Linked DNA regions of Homo sapiens: all the other regions are linked to region 2. The links are chromatin contacts, found by Hi-C or POLR2A ChIA-PET in ENCODE. All regions are on one chromosome and are shown on one strand. Each heading gives the region's core, a stretch centred on a gene start or an enhancer-like site at or near the end of the contact. The rest is flanking DNA. Distances are from core to core; before and after follow the strand shown. Region 1 holds the start of SLC16A10 (solute carrier family 16 member 10). Region 2 holds the start of SLC60A2 (solute carrier family 60 member 2). Region 3 overlaps REV3L (REV3 like, DNA directed polymerase zeta catalytic subunit). Region 4 overlaps REV3L (REV3 like, DNA directed polymerase zeta catalytic subunit).

Region 1 (3,475 bases), core at 562-3,061, 170 kb after region 2:
ACAAACATGATGCGGAATGGAAGAAAAGTAAGTTGCAGAATGATACAAATAGTTTAATAGTATTTATGTCAGGTTTTAAAACTCTCAGCATAACCCAGCATTACCTTTGTCTCAGAATTTATTACAGTCTTGCCCATTCCTCATATGCATACTAAAGACCTAAGAAATATTCACTCTAAAAATAATAGAAAATCAAGGTTAAAAAAAAAGACTATTAATCATATAAAGTTACCCCAAATGATGGGGAGGGAGGTTGATTTAGTAATGGAAATCACTTAGCCCTTGAAGTCAGTTGATATGTGTTTTATTGCCATTCTACTACCCACCAAGACACTTTCACTGAGCTACAGTTTTCTCACCCAAATGGGGTTGACCGCGCTCACCTTGCAGGATAAAGTGAAAGAATTTATGTTAAAGTGTCATGCAGAAGGTCTTAGATTTGTTTTTTGCCTAACCAGCCAAAAAGTCATAATAATGCTCTACAGGGAGAAAACGCTGAATCTGCACCTTTTGTATCTAATTTACTATATGGTTAAAAAAAAATGTCAAAAAACACAACAGGAAGAGGGAAGAAGCAACCCTTCACCTTCCTCATCCTAGTCCCTAATCCGGCTGCCTCCCGTGTTTTCTACATTTAACCCAGAGGGCAAAAAAAGGCGGGGGGACGGGAACGCACGGAACCGTGACTCTTGCAGGGCCCCCTTTGGAACTCCAGTGACCTTCGTACAAATCTCTTTCATTCCTCCAAACTCCACCCCCCGCCCCGCCAACATACGCACACCCCTCTGCGGCCCAGGGAGGCAGGTGAAGAACTACATAACTGGCATAGTCACGAAAGAGACCACAAAAATGACAGGGCGATGACTGGGGTTGAAGGTTCTGGGGTTCTGTTTGTTTTCAAACAATAAAAGGAAGGGCTCCTGTGGACTGTTAGCGTCTGCTCTGCTGAGGGGAAAGGAGGACGATCTCGGCAAGTAAGTTCTGCGACCTGCTTGCAAACACACAGCTCTGCAGCTGGATTCCATATAAAGACGGGCACCCCGAGGCCCCAGAAGCGGCAGGCTCTGTCTGCAACTCGAAAGACCCCCCTGCTCGCACCCTCTGGCACAGGGACCCACCGACATGCACACTCGGAGGCAGACACAGCCCACACGCGGGATGCGCTCGGGGGCCCCACGCGGGTCGCCCAGGCTGGCCTCGGCGGGCGCCGCGCCTCACCTGTCTTAAAGACCATCTTGTCATCGTCTTTGGAGCCGAAGGTTTCCAGCATGGACACGAAGAGCACCCCGCAAGCGTTCTGGATGCCGAACACCGACCCGTTGCACCACATGGCCGCCAGCATCACCAGCCAGCCCCAGCCGCCCTCGGGGGGTTCGGGGGGCTCATGGGGCTCCGCGGTCGCCGGCCCCGCCAGCTCCACCTCCACCTTCTCGACAGCCGCCTCGGGGCTGTCCGAGGGTCCCGGGCCGGGCGGCGGAGCGGCCCCCGTGGGCGCGGGGCCGAGCGGCTGCGCCTCGCTCGTGCCCCGCGCGGAGTCCGGCTCCTCCTGGGAGAGCACCATGGCCCGAGGCGGGCCCCTCAGGCGCCGGAGAAGCGCGAGGGACGCGAGTTACCAGCGGGCTCCCGGAGGAGCTGCGGGGCTCCTGGCGGGCTAACGAGGCCGAGGCGAGGGCGGCGGAGCCCCTGGCGGGCGGGCGGGCTGGCAGCGCGCAGGCGGCCAGCGCGCAGGCGGCCGCGAGGACAGCTGGCGCGCGCGAACACCTCGGGGATCGACACTGAAGCCTCTAGGTCACAGCCCCGCACCCCCGACTGAGCCCACTGCCAGCCGCCGGTTCTTAAAAGCACCCCCCGCCCCGCCGGCTGGGGGCGTGGCCGGGAGCGGGACGTGCCCCCACAGCCTCCAGATGATTGGGCCTCGGAGAGCGGAGGCGGGGCGCCCCGCGGCGCGCGGCCCCAGGTGCCCGCGGCAGACGCTGTCTGCGCGCGCGTCTGCGACGGGGCCTCCTCCTGCTCAGAGAGGGGCACAGATGTGTGGGTCACCCCGCCTCAAAGCATGAGCAGAAGGGGCGCGTCTCCTAGGTGCGGGCGCGGTGGGCCTTCAGGAGAGCCACACTGGATCGTTAGCCTCAACTCACCGACACAGCGTCACAGTCACACTAACATTGTCTCGATTGTGTTTGTTTTATGTTTTGGCATTCACCTCTCAGTACTAATTATAATATGTAAGATTCGTTATGCCACCTGGCTTCTTAAATAAGTCATCTGAAGGATCAGAGCCCTTATTTTATTACTTCAGTTCCATTCTCTTGCATTCGTATACAATTTCCTTATGAATATTTGGCACACCAAAGATGCTTATTTTCAGTCCTCACTGGACTGCAATTCCGAAGTCTTCAACCAACAAACATTTTTAACAGACAGCTAGAAAGCATTACTTTTCAACTACATCAGAGTCGTTTTCACTTTAAACAAAAACTAAAACCTGTATTCAACTCCTCTGTCTCCCTGAAGCATGGAGTGCCATCCTATGTAAAAGAAAAGAAGAGTAACCTGCTATGCAATATTGAGGATGCTTCTTAATTTCTGTTATTCGTATTCTTCACTTCAATCAAAGTCAAAATATGCTAGTTACTTGATGTGCCCACCACTGTGATAGAGTACACAGATGAGTGCGATTGATCTCGTTTCTGCCTCTTATCAGTTGATAAACTGGTAGGAAAAAAGAGTCCTGGGAGAGACTAGGAGGCTCAGATGATGTGTTATAATACATGTACAAAAGAGAGAGATGAGATAGTCCCTTAAATTCTCTCCAAACACTGTAGAAGAGCCTCTACAGCAAACAGCCTTTGGCCGAAGCCCTGATTCATACATACGACTTCAGTGGGTCAAGACAGGAAAAGAGCATTCCAGGTAGAGAAAATAGCATAAACTAAGGAAAGCAAGCCGTGCTTGGTTGTGGAATGGGGAACATAGCTCAAGTGTAATCTGCCTTAGAAATGAGGGTAAAATAGTAAACAAAGGAATAGGCACATAAGTGCACAAAAATGTATGTATGAAGATGATACCCCAGTATTGTTGGAAATAAGGAAAATTTGGAAGTATAATGTACATTGGTAGAAGACTGATTAGATACTTACTTTAAAACCTCTAAAAGTTCTGAAGGTCATCTGTATTTATTGACTTTGAAAGTTGTCCACAACATATTATTGGGCAAAGAAAGCACATCGATTATATATTTGCATGCACACAAACAAACACATATGTAAGAATTATCCACGAGTCAGTACTGATGTAAGTAAATGATTAAATAAATAATGAGGAGAGAATAGACAAATCTCTCCTGCAGGAAATGTAAATACTTTATGAACATACTCCCTCCCTCATGGAGGTGAAGTACAATGGTTTACTCTTTAAGTGTGGGTATGCGTAGTAACTTTCTTCCAAAGAGTATAGGATGGAAAGGGGGAGTGGGGGG
Region 2 (3,359 bases), core at 694-3,193:
CAGCAATATTTCTGGATGCACATGGAGTCCTTCCCCTGAACTATACATATAAAACATACAGGAGATAAACAATTTAAATGTTTCTAAATCTACACTTTTCTTCCACGCCATCAGAATTAGTCAGTAAAGGTTGCTTAAAAAATATTACACGCCCAAGTACAGAATGACTTTAACAATAAAACTTTACTCAATGCAGTGTCAGCAAGAGGTAAGGATTACAATTGACTTTCAGAGGAAATTCATTGGACATTTAAAGAAAAAAATGTTTCCAATCAGTCTACATTTCCAGAATAACTGATTCTAATTGCCCTGCTCTGCTCTAAATGCATGGGGTGCGCCCCCTGCCCAACTCGTAACAGTCCAAGACCACGGACCACTATGGGCCCAGGTGCACAGCAAGCACCTCGTACTTCGAGAGAAGCCTGAGCACAGAATCTAATCAAATTAGTTCATGTCTTCAAAGGATTTACAACAGGACCGGACAAGTCAGTGACGACTCACCAAAAGTCTGAAGTGATTTCTTTCTTCACCCCTCCCCACCGCCCCCAATCAAAATACTCTAAGAAACAACTGTGGCTCAGAGTCCCTGAGATGGTAAGTGACCACACATGACTCTTGGGAGGACTCATCCTCTCAACTCCCCCAGGATCATAATTATCAAGTGATAAGGAGGAGGTTTCCGAAAAGTGAATTGAGTGGCGACCCAGGGGTTTGGCAAAAGGCGCCTCTAGGCTTGCCCTTTGCTCCAAGAAAAACATTTAAGAATCTAAAGGTTGGTTTTATTAATAAATAGGATGGTGGGCAGAGTAAAAGACATATTTCTGGCTCTATCACTTAACCAGCTGTGTGATCCAGAAAGTCACTTTCCCCTCCGGGCCTATTTCCTTATCTGCAAAATTAAGCGGTTGGCTGAATTTGGTCAGATCACCAGGAAGAAATTCCAGAAAAGTAGTTTTTCTGTGTAATAATTTGGGGGTTGAGTGGGTGGGTGCGGAGAGCAGCGGCCAAAGACCTGGTGAACCCCTCTTGCAACCTTCCCATCCGACGAAGGAGACGTAGGAAGGCTTGCCGGGCCGGGCGCCGTGGCTCACGCCGGTAATCCCAATACTTTGGGAGGCCGAGGTGGGCGGATCACCTGAGGTCAGGAGTTTGAAACCAGCCTGGCCAACATGGCGAAGCCCCGTCTCTACTAAAAATACAAAAATTAGCCGGGCTTAGTGGCAGGCGCCTGTAATCCCAGCTACTCGGGAGGCTGACGCAGGAGAATCGCTTGAACCCTGGGGGCAGAGGTTGCAGTGAGCCGAGATCGCACCACTGCACTCCAGCCTGGGCAACAGAGCGAGACTCCGTCAAAAAAAAAAAAAAAAAAAGCTTGCTGGAGCTGAAAGACGTATTCAGAAAATCTATTTCCTCCAAGATTAGAATTGTGCCCATTTTCTAGATGATGAAACTGAGGCCCAGTCAGATTAGGTAACGCGCCCAAGGTCAGTTTGCAAGTGGCGAAGGCAAGACTCGAACGCCCCGGCCTGGGAGTGTTGCAGCCCCGGCTCTCACCAGCCCCAGGAAGGAGGCACACAGCATCAAGGTGGTGAACCACCGCAGCTTGCTCCCGGTCCCACCGCTCTGCCAGGAGACCACCACCACCTCCGGCTCCGGCTCATTCTCCGCCGGGGCCTCCGCCTGCAGGAGCCGCTGCCCCGCAGCCGGGGGCCCGGCCCCACGGAGCTCCACCTCTAACTCCAGCTCGGCGGCTCCGGAGAAGTCGTCTTGCTGCCGCCGCGCTTCTCAGCAGAACTTCTGGAGCTCCGAGAAGAGCACTGGCCCCGACCCCAGGCACGGGTGTCCCTCCGGGCGCCACCTCCCAGCGGACCGCCCGGAACCGGGGCAGAGAAGAGGAACTTCGGCACGCCGCAGGTGTTCGTGGCAAAAGACGCTCGCTCTCCAGCAAGCAGGCGCATGCGCGGGTCACGTGGCGGAAATGTGGCCTCTCGCCAACCGCTATCGTGCCTCAAGCCGGAAGTTGATATGGTTGCCTAGGAGACCGGACGTAGCTCTCTAGCCTAGGCATCATACTTAGCTGAGCTCACAGAGGCTGGCGGACGTGCGCCCCATGGCGGAGCGAGCTGAAGTTGCAGCCTGGGACCAGGGAAATCAAGAGGTAAAAATGCGGCCAAACCATTATGAGGAAAAGGGGCCAAGAATTACACTGTAGCGCCTCGCGCCGGCTCCCCGGTCTCCTGGGGAGCGAAGGGAGCCTGAAGAGCTGGTCCTTATACAGCTTTCTGAAATCCCTGAGATCTGTCAATGAATCGCGCATCTTTCACTCCACAAGTATTTGTTGAACGTCATTGTGTAAGTTATCACGTATATTATCTCAACCCTCACAACACTCCAAATTCCACGTTATCCCCGTTGTACAGATAGAAAGATTAAGTCATAGAAAATAATTAACAATCTGCCCAAGCTCAGTCATCGAATTAGTGGCCGTATATAAACAGTGTAACAGTAGCTCAAGAAAGAAATCGGGATCCAAAGCTGTGGTTTCAAACACAATTCCTGAAATAATTCCAATTCCTGAAATAATTCCATCGTTGTAAAGAAGTGGAGCGTGGCATCGATTTGAGGAATTTTTTTTATATACTTTAAGTTTTAGGGTACATGTGCACAACGTGCAGGTTAGTTACATATGTATACATGTGCCATGTTGGTGTGCTGCACCCATTAACTCGTCATTTAACATTAGGTATATCTCCTAATGCTATCCCTCCCCCCTGATTTGAGGAATTGTTTTCCTTTTGCTCTTTAACAAAGCGTACCACAGCCTCAAAATGTTATATACTTTTCTTTGTGGTCTATTTGAAATGTTCTTTTCCACCTGATTCTTCCAACTTTCATCCACTTAGGCTCCCAGACTACAAACCTTAGTCTCATCATCCCTTGCAACCCGTCTCTCCAGACTTATTCGTTTAGTCATTAAGTCTTCCCCCCACCCGCACCCCCACTTTTTTTTTTGTTTGTTTGTTTTCTTTTTTGAGACAGAGCCTATGTCGCCCGGGCTGGAGTGTTGTGGCGCTTTTTGGTAGAGACGAGTTTTCACCATGTCGGCCAGGCTGGTCTCGAACTCCTGACCTCAAGTGATTCGCCTGCCTTTGGCCTTCCAAAGTGCTGAGATTACAGGTATGAGCCACCATGCCCCGCCAAGCATTTCTTTTTTATTTATTTATTTATTTATTTATTTATTTATTTATTTATTTATTTGAGACGGAATCTCGCTCTGTCGCCCAGGCTGGAGTGCAATGGTGCGATCTCGGCTCACTGCAACCTCTGCCTCCTAGGTTCAAGCGATTCTCCTGCGTCAG
Region 3 (3,695 bases), core at 733-3,232, 150 kb before region 2:
AAAGCTCTCTTAAGGCTTTCTTAACCTTAAATTGCATTTACATCCATTCTCTCCTCGCTGCCTATTCCGTGAAAGAAATTTTTCCTCCTCACCTCTGAGGCTCAAGATTCATCTTCTTTGATGTTTTCAAGGATCGCTTCCATCTGTCGGCTATTCCCGTCTTTCTTTCCAATTCCATTTTAATATTAATAAAACTTTGCTAATTATACGCACACATTCATACTCATAGAAACACCTTTCTCATTTAGCCATTCTCCTTGAAAGATTTATCTATACTTTGTGTATCCAACTTCTTACCTCCCATTCATTGTTTGTTTGTTTTGAATTGGAATCTTGCCCTGTTGCTCAGGCTGGAGGTCAATGGCACGATCTCAGCTCACTGTAACCTCATCCTCCGGGGTTCATGCAATTCTCCTGCCTCAGCCTCCTGAGTAGTTAGGATTACAGGCACCACCACCACGTCTGACTAATTTTTTTGTATTTTTAGTAAGGACAGGGTTTCTCCATGTTGGCCAGGCTGGTCTAGAACCCCTGACCTCAAGTGATCCACCTGCCTCAGCCTCCCAAAGTGCTGGGATTACAAGCACAAGCCACTGTGCTCGGCTTTCCCATTCACTCTTTAACTTACTACAATATGGCTTCTACCCCAACCATTTTACTGAAAATTGCTTTCACTAATGACCTCTGTGTTGCTAAATCCAATTTTAGGTCCTTACTTTTTGACCTCATGGTGATGCTTATGGTGCCTTAAAACAATCCTAAATGTTAGCTTCTGTGATATATACCACCTCTAGTTTTTCTCATTCCAGTGTGATCAATCATATTTCTGCCATTTTGTTGGTTTACATTTTAACATCTATGGTTGTTTCTTAGAATTCTGCCTTAGACTTTCATCTTTACTCTGTATATTTTCTGTTCCCTCTACAGACTTATTTACTCCCATGGGTTTGTTTGGTTTTAACTTTTGTTTTTGTTTATCTTTATGCTTTTGACTTCCAAATGTATATGAATAGCCTCATTTCTCTCTAGAGCTTCTAAACAATATATCAAACCATCTACTGGATAGATGGAATAGCCGAGTGGTTAAGAGTGAGGGCTCACAAGGCAGAGAAATTTTGATTTGAATTTTAGCCCCTTTGTTTTTTTAAGACACAGGATCTTGCTCTGTTGCCCAGGATGGCATGCAGTGGCGCCATCATACCTCACTGTAACCTGGAACTCCTGGGCTCAGGTGGTCCTCCCACCTCAGAGCTCTTCTATCTTTTGTGTGATTTTTAAATCTAAGATAATTTCTTTATTTATAAAATGGAGATGATCGTACCACAGACTTGTAATAAACATTACTTGTAATAAAGTACGTTAGCACAGTATCCAATATATAGTGCTCAGAAATGTTAGTTACCTCTGCTGTGTTAATAAAATGATTATTATTTTCTTTATGATTCATTTCCAATATTATTATTGGATCCCCACTATACCTAAATGCCCTTGTGTCTAAATTGAGTTTATCCTTATTCCCCTTCCAAAAAATCCCAAACCAATTTTTCTTACAGTTCTTCCCCTTTCAAATAATTGCACCACCACTAACCAGCTGCTTAAGCAAGAAATCTAGGCATCACCCTCAGCCCCTTTTCTGTCTCACCCTTCACATCTAGTTAGTCATCAAGGCCTGATCATTTCACCCCTTATATGTCTCCTGAATCAGTACATTTCTATGATCCTTGTTATAGCCACCATCCTTAGTTTTTCCACAACAGCCTATTTACTCCTTACCTGTAGTCTTCTGTGTTCTATAGCTAGTCTGGTGATGTCACTTTTCTGCTATTCACCTCTCAGACAAATTTCACTACCTCTTCAAATGTCTTAACAGGCTCTTCATGCTCTTACTTCTCATTACTTCTCTATCCCTGCCTCTGACACTAGGTCACAGTCTTACTCAGTGGTTTCAGTTCCTGAATAAGCCGTGTTTTCTCGTGACCCTTTACATGTGCAGTTTTATTTACGTGAATACTCTTCCCTCTCTTCAGAGAAAAAAGTGCCTCTAGTTCATCATTTAGTCTCTTGCTTAGAGAGTTTCTCTAAGGTTTTGCAGAAACCACCTCTGTACCTCTATCTGTTTAGTATCTTTTCTAGATGTTTAATGTATTTCCCCACATAGTACTTAACTATGCTGTATATAATTGTCTGTTGTTTGTATTCGTCATCATGAAGGGAAAAAAAATACTCAGGAAAGAAAAATATCAAAATGGCAATACCTCTGAGTGGTGGGATTATAAGTAATGATTTCTTTTCCTTTTTTGAATATTAATCTTTTCAAAATTATTTGTTATTTTTAAAAGAAAAATTTTATTTTAAAAACCTTTTAATTTTTAAATATAGTTAGTATCAAATTGGTTTAAGACAAAATATTCTTCATCCATGCAGTTTTTTGTTATTCAGAACATGTTGCTTACTTGAAAACTTGATTGAAACTTTTAATTTCTAACAAAATACAAATTTCCGGTAAAATTGAGATGGAAATTTTGTGTGCTAATAAGTGCTTTGTTCTGTATATTTCTATAATCATTGTTTCATTTAACATTTTAGGGAACATAATTTTATGATAAAACTTTTTTTTTCTAATTTAGGATATGTGAACTTTTGCAAAGCGGAGCCATAATGAATAAATTTTACCAGCCTCATGAAGCGCATATTCCCTACCTCCTACAGCTCTTCATTGACTACAATCTTTATGGCATGAATTTAATAAATCTGGCTGCTGTCAAGTTCCGAAAAGCAAGAAGGAAAAGTAAGGTTAATTTTCAGTCAAATTAAATTTTTGTCAAATTAAAGTTTTGAAACAAGTGTTATATAGTCAGTGATTTATAAAATAATATATATTTAGAAAATAAATGTTGAGTGACTAAAGAATGAAAAGAAATACATGCAAAGTGGGATTAGAGATTGTCAGGAAAAGCATCTCAGAAAAAATTTTTTTTGGTAACAGCTTTATTGAGTTATAATTTATATCCGTTTAAAGAGGACAGTTTGATGGTTTTTAGTATACAGGCTACCTAAAAGGTATTGTGGGTTTAGTTCTAGACCACTGCAAAAGTGAACCCTTTACACTGCTTAGCAATTGATATGTATTGTGATTCTTTTTTTTTTTTAACCTCAGACCTTAATGTTACTTTTTATATTTTAGGAATAGTATATGATACACAATTCTAGAAATCCCTGGAGTTGTTAGAGCCTTGTTACTTTAGTCCAGCACTTCCCTGATGGTGTGAATAGCTGTAGGTTAGTGGACGTGTTGGTCTCTCAGCATTCCAGACGGATTCCTAAGTCCCTTGAGCCATCACCTCCACCACTGAACATCCTTGTCCATTTTATCTCAGTGGGCTGTGCAAGCATTGTTATTTTTCTTTGTGTGACATGACCTGAAAAATATTGCAGGCAGAGCTTTCTCTGGGTGAATTTGCTATTTCTTTAAAGTTCTTTATTTATAGAGCCGTTGATATTATGAACAAAACAGAATAACATGGCTATTTGAATAAGTGATTTCCTCTCAAAACAAATTTATTTTTCCTTTTACATTTGTAGCTTTCTGAGGTGAAAAGTAGGAGATCCCAGATTTTTTACTGTTGGAATGGAAAGTTACAGACCAGAGCAGCCTAGAGCATCTTGAATGGTGAATCCTTTCTGGAAGGTTTTCA
Region 4 (3,303 bases), core at 792-3,291, 170 kb before region 2:
TACAAATTGCAGTAATAGAGTATTCTGGTTTGTTTGTGTACTTAATTTTACCAGTGGGTTTTATACCTTTACAAGCTTTCTTTTTGTAAGTTAGTGTTTTTTTCTGTCTGGTGGAAGAACTCCCATGTGCATTTTTTTGTAAGGTGGTTCTGGTGGTGGTGAATTCTCTTAGCTTAAGTTTGTCTGGGAAAGACTATGTATTTGACTGGGCACAATGGCTCACACCTATAATCCTAGCACTTTGGGAGGCAGAGATGGGAGGATTGCTTGAGTCCAGGAGTTCAAAACCAGCATGGTCAACATAGCATGATTCCCATCACTACAAAAGAAGATTTAAAAAATAAAAAGACAAACCAAAAACCCTCTTTTTTATATTTGAAGGATAGCATTGCTCAATACTTTATTCTTAGATGGCATTTTTTTAAAGCACGTTGAAGATGGCATTCCACTCTTTCCTGGCCTTTATAGTTTCTCTTAAGATGTCTGTTGCCAGACAAGTTGGAGCACTTGTATACATCATTTACTTCTTTTCTCTTGCTGCTTTCTTTGTCCTTGACCTTTGAGTGTTTCATTATTATATAACTTGGGAGTAGTCTTATTTGCATCAAATCTATTTGGTGTTGTCTTACCTTTATTCCTGTACCTGGATATTTATCTTTTTCTCAAGTTTTTGGGATTTTTTTCTGTTATTTCTTGAAATAAGCTTTTTGCCCCTTTCCCTTGCTTAACAAGAGCCCTCACTCTTAAATACCAATAAATTTCTTAGATTTTGTCTTTAGAGGTAATTTTCTGTATCTTAAAGGCAGCCTTCATTCCTTTCCATTGGTTTTTTTCTTTTTTCTCCTCATGTATTTTCAAATAGCCTGTCTTTGAGCTCACTGACTTTTTTTTGTTTCATATATCCTGCTATTGAGAGACTTTAATGAATTTTTCAGTTCACCAAATGTATTTCTCAGTTTTGATTTCTGTTTGTTTTCTTTGTATTATTTCACTCTTCTTGTTAAATTTCTCTAATAAATTTCTGTATTACTTTTCTGTGTTGTCTTGTAGGTTATTTAGTTTCCATTGTGCTATTGAGAGTATCTAATGAATTTTTCTGTTCACCAAATGTATTTCTCAATTTCGATTTCTGTTTGGTTTTTTTTGTATTATTTTGATCTCCTTGCTAAATTTCTCTAATAAATTTCTTAATTACTTTTCTGCTTTGCCTTGTAAAAGTTACTGAATTTCCTTATACCTGGTATTTTGAATTCTTGATCAGAAAGCTCATGTCACTGTCTTCTTAGGGTCAGTCACTGGTTCCTTGCTTTGTCTGTTTGAGGTCATGGTTCCCTGTTTTCTGTTGTTTGTTGTGGATATACATCTGTGTCTTTGCATTCAAGGATTAGTTATTTATTCTAGTCTTCTCTATCTGGCTTGTTTTGGTTTTTATCGAATATGCTTGCTTAGAGATTCTTTGAAGTTTACCTGTTAATTTTCTTTCTTTTTTTTTTTTTCTTAAATCTGCTAGGTTGCTGCCTCCTTTTCAGCACCTAACCTCTGGGTAGAGGTTCATGTCCAATGAACCTGTGAAATGAACCTCTTAACAGTGTGGTGCTGCTGAACAGCCACTCCAACTTGGCATCTCTTTTGGCTGAGTTACATAGCAGAGTTTCCAGGACTAGGGATGGTAGTCCCACCTCCGACCTCTTCTCTTTATTTCTGGTGGTTTTCAGGGATTATTTCTCCCTTAGGTATTTCCACTGCTCCCAGTTATTAGGACAGGGATAGGTCTCTTGCCAACAAACCCAAGATGGTGGAGAAGCCAGTTGTCCACCTCAGTTATACTTTTTCCAGTGTAGCAACTCTGAGTTGGGAAAGTTTTCTGCATGCTTGGTGCTGGACAGATTGAGGGGAGGGGCACTGTGATTATGAAAGTCTAATTTGCTTTCTTTTGCTCAGAGTTTTTTCACTTCTTTGTGGCCTTGGGAACTGTCTCCTCATATTTGAGTTCGGGATATTGCTCATGATCGTGTCAGCACTGTATTTGTGGTTTTGGTTTCCTGTGGCAGTGAGTGAAGCCAGGTTACTTCTGTACCACCGTTTTACAACCAGAAGTCTCTGTCCATTTTAAAATTTTATTGTCTTTTTATTATTGAGTTGAAAGAGTTGTTTGTTCTAGATACAAGTCCCTTATGAAATATATGATTCACAACTTTTTTTTCATTCTGTGCATTGTCTTTTCAACTTTCTTTTAGACAGGTAAAAGCTTAAGGTCCTTTAGTATTCAGCTACCATAAAATATGGTTGAATAATTTACTAGACTTGCATATAATGTTAATTACCAATAATATTTTATTTATTTGCATTTGAAGGAGCATTTAGGTATTTATGTACAAATTTGACCAGACAGTAAGTTTGTTTTGATTAACTTTTGATATTGCTTTAAATTGAGATGAATTTTCATGTCATAATCAGAATTTTTTTTTGAGACTTTGGTTTATTTACCTTTCAATTAAAATACCACAAAAATTAATGTGTGTGACCATTCTGGCTAAATTATCTGAAACTAAAAAGTGTTTGTTTTACAAGCCAGAATTTTATTTTTCACTAAGGTTAATAACACTAATTATTTTTATGACGTTTAGTCTGAAAGGTGCACATTTTCTTGGAGATTTGTGCTTGAAACTACTGTTAGAAGCTTTGTTTTTTAAGACTGAGCTTTTTAGAAATAGTTGTACCATGGCGTGTGCCTTTGAGCAGTACCCATATAGTTTCATAGTTATTGAAAATCAAGGGAATTGTTGATTTACTTTCTATAACAATAATTGCAGATTAAATTGCTTATGAACTTTGGATACAACATTTCATCAGATTTCTGACATATTAATCATAAAAGAATCATATTAATCATCAAACTACTGTTGTTCAGTTTGGAAGTTGGCCCTTAACCCATTTATGCCTAGTGTTCCATTATTGGGCTGCTAAGCTTGTGGGAGTTATTTATATCCTACTGCTCAGGGTCATCACCAAAGTCTGATTTTTCACACACAAAAAATTGCAACCTCTGGCATAAATGGGTTAATTGATTCCCTTCTAGTTCCGTTCCATAAAGGGGAGATGTGAGGACATTATACATATCTTCATTGTTTATAAGGAGAAAGAAAATAGTTTATAAGGAGAAAGTAAGATTTAAATCCATCAAATTTTCAGCTAGACTCAGTTGAAAGCCTTCTTAGAGGCCACCCAATTTGAAAAAGACATCCTGTGCATCAGTTTTACAGTAACAAATTCTCGGTTTTCTGACATCAACTGTGGGTGTTC

The links. Hi-C counts contacts between places; a loop is a spot of excess contacts on that map. ChIA-PET counts read pairs that join two places held with the same protein, here RNA polymerase II (POLR2A). Pooled maps may share reads with other maps.
Region 1: a map of CD8-positive, alpha-beta T cell shows a loop between it and region 2 (12-fold over the local background). The contact joins the promoter of SLC16A10 here to the promoter of SLC60A2 in region 2. A Hi-C loop is called at or near these places in 6 of 168 maps with a recorded cell type or tissue (CD4-positive, alpha-beta memory T cell, CD8-positive, alpha-beta T cell, HepG2 and 1 more) and 14 of 50 pooled maps. POLR2A ChIA-PET finds 5 or more read pairs at or near these places in 6 of 52 experiments (CD4-positive, alpha-beta T cell, CD8-positive, alpha-beta T cell, Panc1 and 3 more).
Region 3: a loop to region 2 is called in a map of B cell, with 8 times the contacts of the local background. The contact joins the enhancer-like site here to the promoter of SLC60A2 in region 2. A Hi-C loop is called at or near these places in 2 of 168 maps with a recorded cell type or tissue (B cell and GM12878), 22 of 37 single-sample maps with no recorded cell type and 12 of 50 pooled maps. POLR2A ChIA-PET finds 5 or more read pairs at or near these places in 1 of 52 experiments (OCI-LY7).
Region 4: a map with no recorded cell type shows a loop between it and region 2 (6-fold over the local background). The contact joins the enhancer-like site here to the promoter of SLC60A2 in region 2. A Hi-C loop is called at or near these places in 4 of 37 single-sample maps with no recorded cell type and 7 of 50 pooled maps.

What each region holds. Positions count from the first base shown.
Region 1 is chr6:111,085,839-111,089,313 of GRCh38, reverse strand. It overlaps SLC16A10 (solute carrier family 16 member 10), which reads right to left and starts at 1,811. Exons shown (of 6, transcript NM_018593.5): 1 at 1,219-1,811. The coding sequence starts at 1,561. RefSeq lists silencers at 1,241-1,420, 1,451-2,130 and an enhancer at 928-1,428.
Region 2 is chr6:111,257,923-111,261,281 of GRCh38, reverse strand. SLC60A2 (solute carrier family 60 member 2) reads right to left here and starts at 1,943. Exons shown (of 4, transcript NM_153369.4): 1 at 1,555-1,943. The coding sequence starts at 1,581. It overlaps SLC60A2-DT (SLC60A2 divergent transcript), which reads left to right and starts at 2,070. Exons shown (of 3, transcript XR_001743807.2): 1 at 2,070-2,158. RefSeq lists enhancers at 1,834-1,913, 2,234-2,293.
Region 3 is chr6:111,404,563-111,408,257 of GRCh38, reverse strand. REV3L (REV3 like, DNA directed polymerase zeta catalytic subunit) reads left to right here. Exons shown (of 32, transcript NM_001372078.1): 4 at 2,628-2,788. Among named protein-coding and RNA genes, the nearest start is that of REV3L, 77 kb to the left of the region's middle. Within about 2 kb of position 1,982, at least 3 of the 41 ENCODE cell types and tissues checked have a DNase peak (open chromatin) inside an H3K27ac peak, as active enhancers do; they include B cell and OCI-LY7, where a contact is called at or near this core.
Region 4 is chr6:111,426,214-111,429,516 of GRCh38, reverse strand. All of the region lies in intron 1 of REV3L (REV3 like, DNA directed polymerase zeta catalytic subunit), which reads left to right. Among named protein-coding and RNA genes, the nearest start is that of REV3L, 55 kb to the left of the region's middle. RefSeq lists a silencer at 1,924-2,124. Within about 2 kb of position 2,041, at least 7 of the 41 ENCODE cell types and tissues checked have a DNase peak (open chromatin) inside an H3K27ac peak, as active enhancers do.